Linked DNA regions of Homo sapiens: regions 2 and 3 are each linked to region 1. The links are chromatin contacts, found by Hi-C in ENCODE. All regions are on one chromosome and are shown on one strand. Each heading gives the region's core, a stretch centred on a gene start or an enhancer-like site at or near the end of the contact. The rest is flanking DNA. Distances are from core to core; before and after follow the strand shown. Region 1 holds the start of KIZ (kizuna centrosomal protein). Region 2 holds the start of KAT14 (lysine acetyltransferase 14). Region 3 holds the start of LINC00652 (long intergenic non-protein coding RNA 652).

Region 1 (5,150 bases), core at 668-3,167:
CCAAACACTCAAATTGGATACAGACAATAATATTCTTTACACATTGCTTTGCAAAACTACAGCTTTCAGCTTTTTTTTCTTTTTTTACTTTAAGGCCCATTATTCTAGCAAAGAGAGAAAGAAAAAAATCTGTGGCCTTACTTTGCATATTAGTCAAGCCCCCTCATTCCTGGTAAAGAACCAAGGTTCAGAGAGGTGGAACAACCTGCTCAAGGTCACACAATTGTTCGTGGACTAGAATCCAGGTTTTGATATTTCTACTGCAGCCTTTTCTGTATCTAGAATTATTTGCCTCTATAACTGTGTCCAGTGTGCATTAATTTGAGTTAGTTATAAATTCTTAAAATGAAAAATGAACACACACAGCAACAGATTTGTACTGACTTAAAAATAAAACAAATCTCGAAATGCAGAACCGTGAACAGGCTATAAAATTTGATTCACATTCCTTATATATTTTCAACAGCCTCACCTTGTTTAATAATTAAATAAGTGTTAATCATAAAGTACATAATTATTATACAGTTATTGTGCCATAAGGACTATAAACAGCCAGGTGTTCCTAGCACAGGAAACAAAAATAACTTACAATTAATAGTTCAAAAAGAATGCCATTTATGAGTGCTGTAAGAATGCCAAGAGTCACAAAAGTTAGGGAATGGGTTGAAACAGGGAAGGCTCTACAGGAAGAGATTTCTTTTTAAAGTCAGAAATTAAGAGGTCACTGATATGGGTGAGCGGTGACATGTCAGAAAGAAAATAGGACGTAGAAAAGGAGTACAAGGTAAAAAAAATGCTAACGACAATTAAGGAAGCCTGTTGTAGATGCTCTATAAATATCTGACAAGAATTAAATCTAGCGTAAGATAAATGTAATTCCTTTTCAAAATCGCTCACTTCTGCCTTTATTTTCCATGTAATTATTGTTATCATTTTAGCACTGTCACGCACACAGCTCTCCTGTTCACTAGAATGATTTTGTAACTTTTAACACTCATTAAATGTTTTGTTTATCAAGAGATCCAAAAATGTATTTCCTTTCTTGTCAACTAATGAGAGTTACAACTCCAATTAACTTAGCAGCTAAATAAGAGGTCCAGCAATTTATCTTTTACGTGGTTATTCATAGTACATTGCGGTATAATTTTCTCTCTATATGCACTCTTAGATCTAGCTGTTTTCAGTGGTTCCCATCTTTCATATCTTAATCAAAGGCATCATGAACCCTCTGGAAGCTGGACTTCTCTAGCTGGAAATTTCATCCCTTCGCTGGAAATCTAGCCAGCCCTCGCTACCCCTAAAAGTCTCCTGAGTTTAAACGGGGGCACATGTTTGACACACACACACACAACCGTCTGCGTTCCAGGACTTGTCATCATTGATGCAGTGCAGCTGTCACGGCGGGATGGCAATTTGAAGAGAGTGGGGAGGGGGCGTGTAAAAGGGGACAAGAGAAACTCACAAGGCTTGATGGAGAGTGACAGGCAGAAGAACTCCCACCTTCACTTCTGGGCAAATTCTGTGACGCGGCCGCATCCTCAAACCGTAGACCAGGCTTTAGCTGCTATTGACGGGGCGGGGGCGGTCTCTCACCTCTCTCCGCTCCCACCCCCAATACAGGGGGTGGCTCTAGTAAACACTGTCCTCCAGGCCCCACTGGGAGCCTGGGGGGCGTTGCGCGCGGGCCTGGGCCCCGGGGAACCTCGGACGGGGGAGCGGGAAGGAAAATGGGGCAGGGCACGCGGAAGACCCCCGGCGCGGGCCGACTCCCCACCCCCGCCCCAGTGCCCTTACCTGTCCCGCAGCCCGTGCTGGAGTTGGCCCAGCCTCTCGTAGTAGTCGGGACTCGACAGGGGCACGGCCGATGCGAGGGTCCGGCTCATGCTGCTGCCGCTGCGCCAGCTCAGCACAGCCTCTGGGTGGCCGTTCGGCCGGGGTTGCCGAAGGAGACCGCCCCACCATGCACCGCGGGTAAACACCGCGCCGGGCCGCCTGCAGGAGGCGGGGCAAGACGCCGTGGGGGCGGGGCGCCGCTGAGGGACGGGGCGGAAGCCGGCTTTGTGGGGGGCGGGACGAAGACCTGCATGGGGCGGGGAAGAGGCGTGGCAGAGGCGGGGCGTCGTGAGGCCGGGGCGGACCACGTCGGAGGGGCGGGCGCTCGGTGCCCTCTCCTCTCTCCCTTGACGCGGTGTCTCCTTTCCCCTCACCTTCCAGGATTCGCACAAGCTACGTTAATGTTACAAGGCGCATTCCCTCCCTTTCTTTCGTCTCTCGCTTGCTTCTTTTCCTCGATCTCCTTTCTTGCCAGGATTTGTTGAGTGCCAGGCACTGTACTAAGCTTGTTCTATTATATCAGCACTCAAAAGCGACACAAAACACCAAGTAAAAAAAGACAAACCCTCAAATGCTAAACAGCCGTGCTCAGCCCCGACAGTGGACCAACCCCTTACTCGAAAATCCGTGCTGAATCTAAGGATTGTTCCAGGTGCCAGTATCGTTGGCGAGAGGGAAAAGTTGATAACTAGTTGCTTGGGAAGCAGACGTTTGTGCAGACAGCTCTAAGGGACAATGCTCCTAATGTCCTGTAGGATCCTCTAGCAGGAGCCCGGGAGCCAGACTGCCTGGGTGTACATTCCCTATCCACGTCCCAGCTGCCAAGCCGTGTGCAAGTCACCCCAGGTTTCCTCATATGTAAAGTGGGAGGCTGTTAACACAGGATTAGTTTAGGATTCGATTGTTAATATGTGTTAGTGTTTATAAGTGGGCCCAGCACATAGAAAGCATCAGGTTTTATTATCATCACCAACGTCGGGAAAAAGCTTCCTGAAGGAAGCCAACCATATTTCAAAACCCACTGGGCAGAAAAATTAAGCCTTAGCCTGCTTCTCTGCCTTCCTTTCCTTTTTTTTTTTTTTTTTTTTGAGACAGAGTCTCACTCTGTTGCCCAGGCTGGAGTGCAGTGGCGTGATCTCGGCTCACTGCAAGCTCTGCCTCCCGGGTTCAAAAGATTCTCGTGCCTCAGCCTCCTGAATAACTGGGATTACAGGTGTGCGCTACCACACCCAGATAATTTTTGTTTTTTTTGGTATTTTTTATATTTTAAGGAGAGACGGGGTTTCACCATGTTGGCCAGGCTGGTCTTGAACTCCCAACCTCAGGTGATCCACCCACCTTGGCCTCCCAAAGTGTTAGGATTACTTGCATGAGCCACCATGCCCGGCCTGTAGAGTTTCTTTAGTCTCTTATTGTTCACTTCTTTTGGTTTCTTTCCTATGCCATTAATTTTACTTACACATACAAGGTGCAAGGTGTGACAAACTAAAATTGTAAGAGAGATGGAACACTCAAAGGCCAACAACACAAAACTATGATTTTACTCAGCCTTCCATTCACATTTGCCAGTTCCAGGGCAAGAGTGTGAATGGAGGCCCTCATACCATCCGCCTAAATATTGAATTATAATTCAAGATAACAAACTTAGGTAAAATACGTGTTCTCCTCTCCACTTTGACCAATATGCCTTCTTAAGAACCTGGACAACCAGGGTGGAATTTAGTTTGCCTGCTTCTCCAGCTCCCCCCAACTCCATTTCCCACCCCAGGCTCAGTCTTGCTTTGTGAGGGGGTCTCATACACTAGCAGGGATGTGTGTGCCCTGCCTCTTCTCCTCCTCTTCTCCAGCCAGCAAGTCCCAACTCTGCCTACATCCCCACCTCAGCCTCCTCTTGGCCGGGCAGTGAGCATGCCAGTGATGGTCACCCTTGCAGGAAAGACCCAGCCAAGAGGCCTTTTAAAGCCTTAGAAAGCAGCTTGGGCCCCTTTGAGCAGGGAAGGTAAGGGTGTTGGGTACTTAGAACGTGTTCTAGAAGAGCATGTGTGTGTATGTGTGTGAGCACCCCAGGTGGGCCTGTCATCTGGCCCTGGGACCTCCTTGCCTTGCGTGGAGCAGCATGGGCAGAGAAGGGCTAGAACAGAACCTCTAATACACAGAAGCCAGGGCAGAGGCCTTCTTGCCCTGGTCCAAGGGTAGCACTGATGTGACTTTTATTTAGTTTTTATTCAGATTATATCCAATTGATTCAGTGGTAATGTGCAAAGGTTTATTTTAATGAGTTTAGTGTAACTAACATTTTACTACAACCCTGGCAAAGAAAAGAAAAGCATTAAATTTTTAGGATATTTTATTTAGGACCATGCCCCCAGGGTTAGTTTTTTTTTTTAAGAAAAAGAATCCCCAAACAATTAATATAACTAATTTTAGCAAGTAGCACAGAGTAAGCAGATGAGGCAGTCATTTAGCACCCAAAATTTTTATTAGGCCATTTTAGGAGAATCTAAAATTAAATGTAATTAAACAGTAAATAGATAATTCAAAATAATTATAATTTACATCCTATGGTTGATTCATTAATGACGTATGACAAATCTAGATGTAGGATCTCCTTTATTAACAATAACACATAGCAAACAAAAGGAATATTTCTAGAGTATTTATGCTAAAATTATGCATTTTAAATGGTGACAGGCTTTCAATAAATTCTGAGTTCTTCACTTTGAATATTTAATTTGCCAGAGCCCTCTATTTTAATATTTTTCTTCAAACTCTTTATTTAGCTGAGCTGATTTCTGTAAGCAGCCCTGCTTTTAGCTCACTGGACCAAGGGTCATCAAGTCTGCCTAGATCAAGGCTTCCTCTAAGTCCTAGAATGTCTTAGCTAGAACTTAGAGGGAGTCTAGCCCCACCCCCTTGTTTTACAGGGGAAAAAGGGTTCAGGGCAGATAAGGGGCTTGGCCAAAGTCACCTAGCTGGAAATCTATGTAATATTAACGAGTCTAGTTCAAAATATGGATCCCTAGTGGTCCCATTAAGCAAACAGCAAGGGAAGCCAGTGTCTCGGCCCAGAAGTCACATGAATCTTTGGGTGAACCAAATGAAATTGTTGTTTTTGTAGCTCAAAAACAAAATTGATTCTGGAAAATATATTGAAATTAGAATTGTACATATATTCTAATATTGGGAAATTCTAATTTCAACATATTTCCATATATATGTATATATACATTACATTTACCAGTTTATTATAAGAATATCACAAAAGATACAGATGAAAAGATTCATAAGGTGAGGTCTGGGGGAAGGGGTGTAGAGGT
Region 2 (5,150 bases), core at 1,574-4,073, 3.0 Mb after region 1:
CGTGCGCCACCAGGCCTGGCTAATTTTTTTGTATTTTTAGTAGAGACGGGGTTTCACCACGTTGGCCAGGCTGGTCTCGAACTCCTGACCTCAAATGATCTGCCTGCCTCAGCCTCCCAAAGTGCTGGGATTACAGGCATGAGCTACCGTGCCTGGCCAATAAATGGTTTTTAATAGTGGCTATATAGAGTAGAATTAATGGGAGTGGGGCCCAGGGCCTGCGTATGTTTGTGGGGTTTTTTCCAAATTATTTTACCTATTTTTAAAAACTCACCTAATATAATACCTACTTGCTGGACCTCCTCCAGGCCTACAGCTTCATTATGAGGGATTTGAAGGAGTCCCGGGATTGATATAACTCAACTGAAACACAACTGTCTTGAACCATGCACCCTTGGCAAGATCACCACTGAGACAAAAACGGAGGTGCTTATTCCACTCCCCCAACTGCAGGTCTTCCTGTCCTGTGCTTCTTACACCATGACACACCGATACCCACCCTCCCAAGCCCACACCATTCACCAGAATCATTCCTTCCACACCTGCCTCCCAGATCCTACCCTTCCTTCTCAGAGATGTCACGTGTGCTTATGATCTGGCTCTCCATCCCATCATTTGCTATCTTCCTCTAGGTTTCAAGGTCTATGCTGATTGCCTCACACATCCTTCCTGTGACCCTCACTGAACTACCTTTCTAACAACTTTCCTTACTAATCACTAAAGACCTCTTTATTCTTCCAACCCTAACACCTAGAACTCTGGCTCCTCATGTAGCACTGCTTAATTTTTGCTAGGTTACTGTGAGGATTACAGATGATATACATAAAGTGCTTAATACACTGCCTGGTATGTGGTAGACGGTCAGGAATCAATATTCATTATTTAATTTCTTGCTTCCTTGAACCTTCCGACACATCCACTGTGCTAATCATTTGTCCTAGTCTTTCCCACTGCTATTAATACAATGTAAGCCCCTAATGAAGAACCGGACATAAAAGGAAAAAAAATAAACACACACACACACACACACACACACACACACACACACACACGTTATTTTGGTTCTTCAGCTCTAACTTCCAAATAACCACTTTTCCACTCTGTAACACAATGGTGCTTAGTCCTGTGTTAAAATTCTCTGGGTTACTTTTAAAACATTGTTGAACCAGGTCCCCATCCCCAGGAGATTCTGGTTTAAATGGTCTGGGGTGGGGACCAAGCCTTAGTCACATTGTAAAAACTTTCCGGGAACATTTGATGTTCAGTTAGGGTCCAAAGCCAAGCTCTAATCCATCCCTACCCAAACCCTTCAAACATCACTTCACTGACGTCAGATCATCTGTCATACTAAATTTTACTCCATCTCAAGTTTTCCCAGGATCAACATCTTTTACTTTTCCTTGTAAGAGGCGGAAGTCTTCTGCCTCTATTCCAAAAGCCAGCCCCTTAGGAGCACATTTTAATCCCAAATCTCTGATCTCTCCTGTGCCCTTTCATTGTTAAGTCATCTCAACCCCTCGTCAAAATTCTTGTACCATCACATGCTTCCTCTCTTCTAATTTCCACAGTCTGTGAACACCAAGAACAAAGACCTCATCCACTTCATCTCTGTATATCAAGCACATAGCACAGTCCAAAGGTCTGGGTAGGCAAATCAAGAAAAGACTGTTTACTCTTGATTCATCCAGTCCATTATTTTCACCCTTGGTGAACTAGGTTCAACCCCAATCACTGCCAAGTTGTTTTCTGAAAATTCACCAATGACCCTGTTCTCAGCAAGGTCGTGAATCACTGATAGACTCTGGAAGAGTGGAGTTTCCTTATCTTTGTATTCCCAAGGTGCTTAGTGAGGTAGCTTCCACACAGTAATCACCCATTAAAGGTCTGTCAACTTGAATAAGAAAGAAAATATGAACTGAGAGGACAGAATAGTCACTGCTGATCAGCAGGTCACGGATATTTCCTGAAATAAAAGTACCAAAAAAAAAAATCTGGAGACTGTTATCTCTATCGTTCCCAGATTCTAGTTTCCATAGCAAACTGTTCATTTAAACGAGAAGTGCAAACATCTCACCAAATTATCTTGGTCAAAGGCATGGAGAGTGAGTACGGGGAAGGGGGGCTCCCTTACCATGGGATAAAATCAATAGCACGTAAAACACATTAGGCTTTAACCCCAACCTTGGGCCAGGAGGGAGGCTGGTAGCTTGCAGAATGCACCCCAAGAAACTCCTTCCCCACCTTCTATTTTCTAGCGGCCCAAGTGAGATGTGGAAAGGTCCGCACCCTGCGGGCCGGCTGTGACTTGAAAACAGAGCCACTGGGCACCCCAAAAGCTTGCGTGCCGTGCCTGTGCGGAGCAAGGCCCCTTCAGCGCGGAGCTCCAAAGGCGCTAAGCCGGGCAGCCGGGTCGTCCTGAATCTGCGGGCTGCACACGCCCGCCGGGAGCTGCAGCGCCCGGAGCCCAGCAGAGCGGCCGCCGGCCGCAGCCGCAAACGCGTGGGGTGCAGGGCCGCGCCACCGCGGGGGAAAGACACGAAGAGGAGCTGAGGAACCGAGCGGGCAGAGACCACGAGAGGCCCCAGGTCGACGCCGCGCGCGCGGGCCCGGAAGAGACGGTCACGTGACACCGACCTGCTGGTCCCACTGCTGCTTCACATGTACGCCGGCCACTGTGGCCGCCGTCAGCAGCACCGAGAGGCCCAGCACCACCTTCGAGCTCCTAGACATCCCCACGCTGGCGGCCGCGGCCTCTCTCTCCCGCCCGCCCGAGGCGCAGAGGCCGCCGCAGAGTGCGCACCGCCGCCTGTACTGCCCAGGCTCGACCCCTCGAGCGCAGAGCCCCAGCCGTCGCGTGCGCCGCTCGCCGCTGCCAGGCGTGAGCAATCGAGAGCCGAGCATAGAGCGGCGCCCAGGCTCTACGAACTCTTGGCTTCACTAGGGGCCTCCTGCACACCCCGCAGGCGACAGCGTTAGACCACCCCCGATTCAAATTCTAGGAGTCCCGGCCCAAACTGGCCCCGGCACCTTACCAGGGTGGAGGGTGGGGGTTCCATGCCCCTCAGTCAGTTCAGTACCAACCTCACCCCGGGCGGGGTCTGGATACCGTGCTGACCCCTCTCCCACAGACGTCCCTTCTGAGCCCCTGACTGATCCAGAAGCTTCGCCCAATACCGGCTTCGCCTAAACGCAGCCCCCTCATTGCTCCTTTGGCGGGGCAGGCGCCACCAGGAGACCGCCTCGTTAGGCAGCTTCAGAGGCGCGGGGTTCCCATCCGTGGAGTTTTTGCCTGAGGACCCATTATTAAACGCTGTAGTCGCGGTCACCTGGTTTCACCTTGACGCTGTGGGGCGACTGGTCAGGCTCGGATTATTATTATTATTATTATTATAATTTTGATACAGAGTCTCTGTCTATCGCCCAGGCTGGAGTGCAGTGGCGCGATCTCGGCTCACTGCAACCTTACCGGATTCAAGCGATTCTCCTGCCTCAGCCTCCCGAGAGGATTACAGGCGTGAGCCACCGCGCCTGGCCCCATGTAATCTTTGTGATCACTTTTACACCCAAGTTTCCGCGCCAGTAATACAAGGGAAATAAATGATATAAAGAAGTCTTGCGTTGGGAATAGTTAAGCAATTGTGCAAGACGCATTTTCACTTCTTCCTCGGGTAAAAAAGGCAAGGCCTCCCAGAAACTTTTAAGTATCTGATAGAGCAACCAGTGAAAACGTGTTCATCATTCAATCATTCTTTCCCACTAGAATTCACAGAGAACGAGCTTCTTCCGGTGGACACGGCTATAGGCAGTATTGATTAAGCCTCACCAGGGAGTTTTACAACATTCATTACTGTTCATAGTGCTTTGCTATTCCAGTCTCTTATGTGAGCGTAAATGGCATAAGGGGACTATTGCTCTTAAAGGTATCTTTAAAGATACCTTTTCCAAATGTCATTTTGTCCACAGCATTTTTTGCAGCCTAGAGAGAATGTACCACTGAATTGGAAAATGGAGTTCTTGCTGTAATGAACTTTGAGAAGAAATTCAGTTCAGGGTGTATTTGCATATTTCTCTTTAAAAATTATATTAGACTTCTTTTTATTCGTGGTATATCCTAGATATTTTCCCCTGTAAATCAGTGAGCCTTCAACAGAGCTGTATGTCCTTAGAGTGTACATCAGGGAATTAGATCAATCGCCTTTCATTTTATTGTGACTAATTTTTCAACTTGTTTTCTTGAAATGTACTCTTTTCTTTATTTTCAGGATACTAGAAGCAAAAAAAAAAGTATTCTACTTTTAAGAAATCATTTATTATTAACTGTGTCAAATAAAAAAGTGGGTTGGGGGACTGAGGGAGGTCTTGCAAAAAAAAAAAAGTATGTTTATCTGTTTAAATATTTATAAGCCTAAGCAGTATATTTTCCGTGATTATTGTCGCATAAATTACTGATTTGTGAGAGTGACTGCATATCATCAAACTGAGAAGCAACTATTTTTTTCTTTTTCTTTTCTTTTCTTCTTTTTAATTGAGACAGGGTCTCACTCCGTCGCCCAGGCTGGAGTGCTGTGGGGTGATCTCACTGCAACCTTTGCCTCCCAGATTCAAGCGATTCTTGTATCTCAGCCTCTGGAGTAGTTGGGGTTACAGGCCTGAGCCACCAGGCTGCACTAATTTTTGTATTTTTAGTAGAGATGGGGTTTCACCATGTTGGCTAGGCTGATCTAGAACTCTAGTACTGGGTGCTGGTACTGGGTGTTTGTGAAAATTGGTCCAGTGGCACACCAAGGCTGTGTGGTCACACATACATGCATGATACACTTCTATACAAAATCTTACATAACTATACGAACAGAAAAAAAATGGCTCTTTTTTGTTTCTTTTATTGTCTTTATTTCCTTTTGATTTTTTATTGTGTGTTTTTTTCTTTTTTTTCCCATTGGTTCATAGCCGATGGCTTTACATTTTATCATCACTTCTTGTATCAAATAGCTTTTTGGCTGGGAACGGTGGTTCATGCCTGTATTCCAGGCACTTTGGGAGGCCAAGGCAGGTGGATCACTTGAGGTCAGGAGTTCGAGAACAGCCTGGCCAATATGGTGAAACCCCGTCTCTACTGAAAATACAAAAATTCGCCAAATGTGGCAGCGCAT
Region 3 (5,150 bases), core at 675-3,174, 2.3 Mb after region 1:
ACACTGTCATCATGAAAGCAGAGATATGAGCAAACAATCCCAACTCCCCAGTGCTCTTCAAACCTTTGCTTGCACCTATTGGCCAAAGAACATCACATGGGAAATCCTAGTGTCATAGTGAGAGGCCACTACCAGGCTACATGGCAAAGGGTAGGTGTAAAGAGTCGGGACCAATAATGCAATTAATTGACCACACCCACAGGACAGTGTCAAGCCTTGGAAACCTTTCTTTCTTTCAAAAAAAAAAAAAAAAATCACCGAACTGTACCAAACTCATGTGCGAATATATTTTTTACATCCCAGTAACTCATTTGAGACTTTTAAACACATAGAACAAAGATCATGCCCTCCCTTCCTTCCCAGATATCATCACTGCAGGAATCTGGCCCATATAAAAGCATTCCTATTTTAGGACAAAACTAAACAAAGGCCCAAAGACATATGAATATCTAAAATTGAAAAAGTTTATTTATCTTTGAATATATCACAAGTATACTCAACTGGCAATATTTTTTTTAATTAGGTAAAATGTACAAGGTGTATCTTCCCACAAATTAATGAAACTGATTTTGAACAAACAAAATTGACACACAGATACATTTTCTAAGTGATGCACTTTTCCAATGATGTCAGCATTACTCAAAACATTTTTTAGAATATAAACATATAATTGATTTTATAATTGCTGTCAGAAACAAAGGCACATTCTTTTACTGTCCCAGAACATTCAAGATGCTTTCAATTTATTACAAGTACCAAAAGCAGCCACAACTCAAATGGCTCAAGCAGTTAAAGGAATTATTCTTTCCCATAAAAGCGGTCCTGAGGTAGGGCTACAGTGGCTGAACTTCTGCTATGATAAGTATTCAGGGGTTTCCCAGGACACAGCATCAATGCTAAAACTGGCAAAATCCCAATGGACTGATCCCTTCAATGGATGACAGGACCCTCTATGGCTGAAAGACTCTAAAGTTCTTAGTTCTTAGCTGTGACAGGACAGAGAACCGACATGTCCCACCTGCAGCCACACCCATCCCCTTATTATTACTAGATCTTATCAAAAGCTGACTTGAAGAGGAAAAAAGGCCAAAAGACTTCTTTTCTTCACCTAACCGCCGATGCCCTCCTTTTGGTTTTATGGTTCCAACCTGACAGCTACTCTGGGCTACAAAGAGCCCCTTCTTGACAGATGACTGCCAGCTGCAGGCTAGATCAGACTGGTCTCTGGAGATTGCACAGATCGTGAACTTGTGCCCTATGTTTCACCTTTTTGCATTTACAGCCTAATTATAATACATTTAAATGTTAAATCTTCACCCCAGAGTGAACACAGGTCATCCGCTTTTGGATATTCTTCATATGTAAGCCCAGTGCGTGTCTCTAACGAGTTTCCTCCATGAATTTTCATAGGCTTCTCCTGTATGCTACAGAATACGTATATCCTACCTCTCCACCTAGCATAAATACCTACCTTTTCTCCTTCAAAGTATGCTTTATGGCCTCAGGTAGAGGCCTGCTTCCTGCCTGCAAGTTGTAACCTCTTAGAAATAGTTATATTTTGTTTATTTTGATTCTTTTCAGTCGACACATGCAAACAGGAACGAGTTGGCTACTTGAGGGTTGGTTCCTTGTGCATCTCAGTGAGTCTTGAAAAACCCCAGATCCGTCCTTCCTTCCTGCCGCATGTCATCCTAAGGCCAGTGTCTGTCAGGGAGGCAAGGCAGCAGCAGTACTTTTGGGAAACATCCAGAATAACATTAAAAAGCCCCTTTTTCCCCACACGTGTCTTTTATCCAGAGGGTCTGTTTTCCACAAGTTCTTCAGTGATTTCTCCCCAGTCTCATTGGCTGGGATTGGCTTTCACGCCTCTTAACAGGATTGACCATGGTTCATCAAGGGTCAACTTGAAAGCTGAACCCTGCCAACTTTCCCTGAATCTCCTGACTATGGTGGAGGAGTGTGGATCCTGGAACTAAACTGAGGTGATAGGGAGGAAAAGAGAGAAATCAACAGTAAACGCTGCACATCCTCTGTCTGGTAAATGTGCATCACTGATTGTATCCAATCTAGATTCAACCAGAGAGACGGAAGCATTAAGAATGACATAGAATATGGAATTTGCTATAGGGATTTGAGCTTCTACATTTGCGGGAAGGAGCGAGTTGAACACTTAGGAACAGCTGTTGCTGCCGTGTCTGGTGGGGGGCCTGAGAGTGGCAGGACAAGCAGCCTGCCCCAGAAGTGGAAGAAACTGAAAGTGGAGTCCTGAGAGCTGAATCTGCCGCAGGCCCGCGGGCCGCCCGGGAATTAGGAAAGTTAGAGGGGATCCACGCCCACAAGGTAAGCCAGCAGATGGGGACAATTCCCCGGGCTGCGACAGTCCCTAATGTCGGGCACCTACCTTTCAAGCCTACGAGACGACAACACTGCGTCACTTCCGCCTCACGAAGCCCGCATCAGGTCACGTGGCGTGTGCTAACCCCGGAAACCTACAGGCAAGGAATTCTGGGAAACGTAGTTCCCGCTTAGCTAGGTTGACATGGTACAAAGCCACATTACCACGCTAAGTGTGGCTTTGATTTTTAGAAACCGCCTCATGCTAAGTCTAGGGAATACAGTGGTTGAATGGGGTGAGCGCTGACCTTTAGCTATTCTGGAGGAACATGTCACTTTCACTTATTTTCTTTCATGTTTTCCCACCCAGTGCTATGGACTCTGATCGCCCAACCAGAGCAAACCCAGAAGGACAACTCTCCAAGCCTTTCAATCACTCCCACTAACCCGTATTGTGGACACACTATTGTGAGGCCTACTAAGGATGTACTGCTGATGACCTTTTGAAGGTAAGTCAAATGCAGTTAATCCTAAGAGGTTGGTTAGCCCCCTGCATCTTACTGAACACAGTAAATCAAAAGCGCTGTGCCCTTGAGACAAATATGATAAATTCCCTCTGCAGTTTTGAAATGTTTATCAATGCTAAACAAGGTAGGGGGATGTGGGGAGCATGAAAACAGAAAGACAAGGTCTGACAGACACATGGGAGAGATGTCTGTTTCAGAGGCTTAGTTCAAGTGGTTACTGTATTTAGGCTATTTAATTTAAAGGTGGTTACTGTATTTACATACACATCAGAGAAGTCCAAAATTTTAAAGTAAAGATCAGTTTGCAAAGATCTTGTCAAATTATTCGTTTTAAAATGAGGACCCTTATAACAACACAGGTACTTGAAAATATTTTGCTAATGAAAGAAGCTGGACACAAAAGATTACACCATGTACAATTTCATTTATATGAAGTTCTAAAACAGGCAAAACTAATCTATGGTGGGAAAAAAATCAGAATAGAGTTCACCTTGGGAGTTGGGGGTAGACTTAACTGGAAAGGGGCCTAAGGACACCTTCAGGGATAATGAGTGTATGCATTTGTCAAAATTCACCATAGGGGTGAAGAGCACTGATGTCTGCCACTTATTTGAAAAGCATCAAAAAATAAGATGGATTGATGGATGTATACAAGCGTAGGTAGACATATACATAAAACAAATACAGCAGAATATTAATTGCAGAATCTATGTGGCGAGTATATAGTTCAGCCCAGGTCTGAGTCATAGACAGATGGATGTCATAGATAGATAGTCATAGATAGATACCGAAATACTGATTGGGGAAGAGATAGTAAAGAAGTCATGGGAAAAGGATACAAAAAAAGAGAGAAAAGTGGCCGGGCACAGTGGCTCATGCCTGTAATCCCAGCACTTTGGAAGGCCAAGGTGGGCGGATCAGGAGGTCAGGAGAACGAGACCATCCTGGCTAACACGGTGAAACCCCGTCTCTACTAAAAAAAAAGAAAAAATACAAAAAATTAGCTGGGCACGGTGGCGGGCACCTGTGGTCCCAGCTACTTGGGAGGCTGAGGCAGGAGAATGGCGTGAACCTGGGAGGCGGAGCTTGCAGTGAGCTGAGATCAGGCCACTGCACTCCAGCCTGGGCGACAGAGCGAGACTCCGTCTCAAAAAAAAAAAGAGAGAGAAAAGTTACTGTCAGTTAATAGGAAGATATCAACAGACAGTCCAGACATTCAGAATATTTAATGTGATTCACTCTAACCTTTAAATTATATGATATACAATCAACCTGATGAGCTCCATTTCTCTCATAGTTACTAGGTGCTTGCTATGTGACTACCCTAAGCCAAGCACTTTTGCAAGCATTGTCCACAGCACGCTAAGAATCCTCCTCTACTTATTCTACTCTTAATAGCCCTATATTTGTCCATTATAACATAATGTGCTGCATAACAGACCACCACAAAACTCAGTGGTGATCTGAGTGGCTCACAATAGTAAACAATTATTTCTTGATTACATGTTTTCAGAGTGGCTAGTGGTTGGCCCATGTAGGCTGAGCTCAGCTGGTCCATCCTTCTTGGACCCACAGACTCCCTGGGGCATGTTCTTCTCATGATGATGACTGCAACACAAGAGGGCAAGACATCCTACACAAGCACATTTCAAGATTTTGCTCACATCATCTCTGCTAAAATTCCTTTATCCAAAGCAAGGAACACAACTGGTTCAAATAAGCACAGGCCTCCAAATATCCAGATCTAAAAATGGAGTGTTCACCTCAAGCTCCTTATTTATCACTGCAAGAGATTCTGGGGCTGGCAGCTAGTGACATGAGCTGGAATCCTCTTCCTGAAATTGCTGTCTTCTTGGATGGGCTCTCCACATCTTCCACCACGAAGTAAAAACAATTCTTGTGGGTGTAAGTAGACCAATTCAAGTGGACAATTTTGTTTTGCCTCTTTCAGCTTCCCCCAAGGTAGAATCCCAAGGGGACAATTACAAACATCTGGCCAAGAGAAGGAATACAGGCCACTTATTTTTCTGCTTTAGGAGAAGTCAATTAGAGTTTCCATTTCCTCAGTTAAATGTCACCTTTTTACAACATCCTGGAGGGAGAGTTGGCAGCCCTGTCATTAGGGGGAAAAATTCTTTCAGGGAAAGGCTTATTGTCTAAAAAGATACAGAAGGGTCCAGAGATGAAAGGACCTTCTCATGCTGTCTGAGTTTCCCAGAGTTCTCGGTTTCTATTTTGAGCTGAACATTTGGCTTCCCTGGTATCCTCAAGTGAGCTTTTTCAGCTCAG

What was found. A loop is a pair of places that touch in the nucleus more often than their neighbours do. Pooled maps may share reads with other maps.
Region 2: a loop to region 1 is called in a map of B cell, with 16 times the contacts of the local background. The contact joins the promoter of KAT14 here to the promoter of KIZ in region 1. A Hi-C loop is called at or near these places in 3 of 168 maps with a recorded cell type or tissue (B cell, CD8-positive, alpha-beta T cell and ascending aorta) and 9 of 50 pooled maps.
Region 3: a loop to region 1 is called in a map of B cell, with 22 times the contacts of the local background. The contact joins the promoter of LINC00652 here to the promoter of KIZ in region 1. A Hi-C loop is called at or near these places in 3 of 168 maps with a recorded cell type or tissue (B cell, CD4-positive, alpha-beta T cell and naive thymus-derived CD4-positive, alpha-beta T cell) and 9 of 50 pooled maps.

What each region holds. Positions count from the first base shown.
Region 1 is chr20:21,122,849-21,127,998 of GRCh38, reverse strand. It overlaps KIZ (kizuna centrosomal protein), which reads right to left and starts at 1,917. Exons shown (of 13, transcript NM_018474.6): 1 at 1,795-1,917. The coding sequence starts at 1,883. RefSeq lists enhancers at 1,399-1,448, 2,349-2,448 and a silencer at 1,609-2,188.
Region 2 is chr20:18,135,536-18,140,685 of GRCh38, reverse strand. It overlaps KAT14 (lysine acetyltransferase 14), which reads right to left and starts at 2,823. Exons shown (of 11, transcript NM_001392073.1): 1 at 2,635-2,823. PET117 (PET117 cytochrome c oxidase chaperone) reads right to left here and starts at 2,823. Exons shown (of 2, transcript NM_001164811.2): 1 at 2,635-2,823. The coding sequence starts at 2,730. RefSeq lists a silencer at 2,335-2,454.
Region 3 is chr20:18,791,358-18,796,507 of GRCh38, reverse strand. LINC00652 (long intergenic non-protein coding RNA 652) reads left to right here and starts at 1,924. Exons shown (of 4, transcript NR_026883.1): 1 at 1,924-2,340; 2 at 2,705-2,843. It overlaps LCDR (lysosome cell death regulator), which reads right to left and starts at 2,459. Exons shown (of 1, transcript NR_026885.1): 1 at 443-2,459. RefSeq lists an enhancer at 2,244-2,783.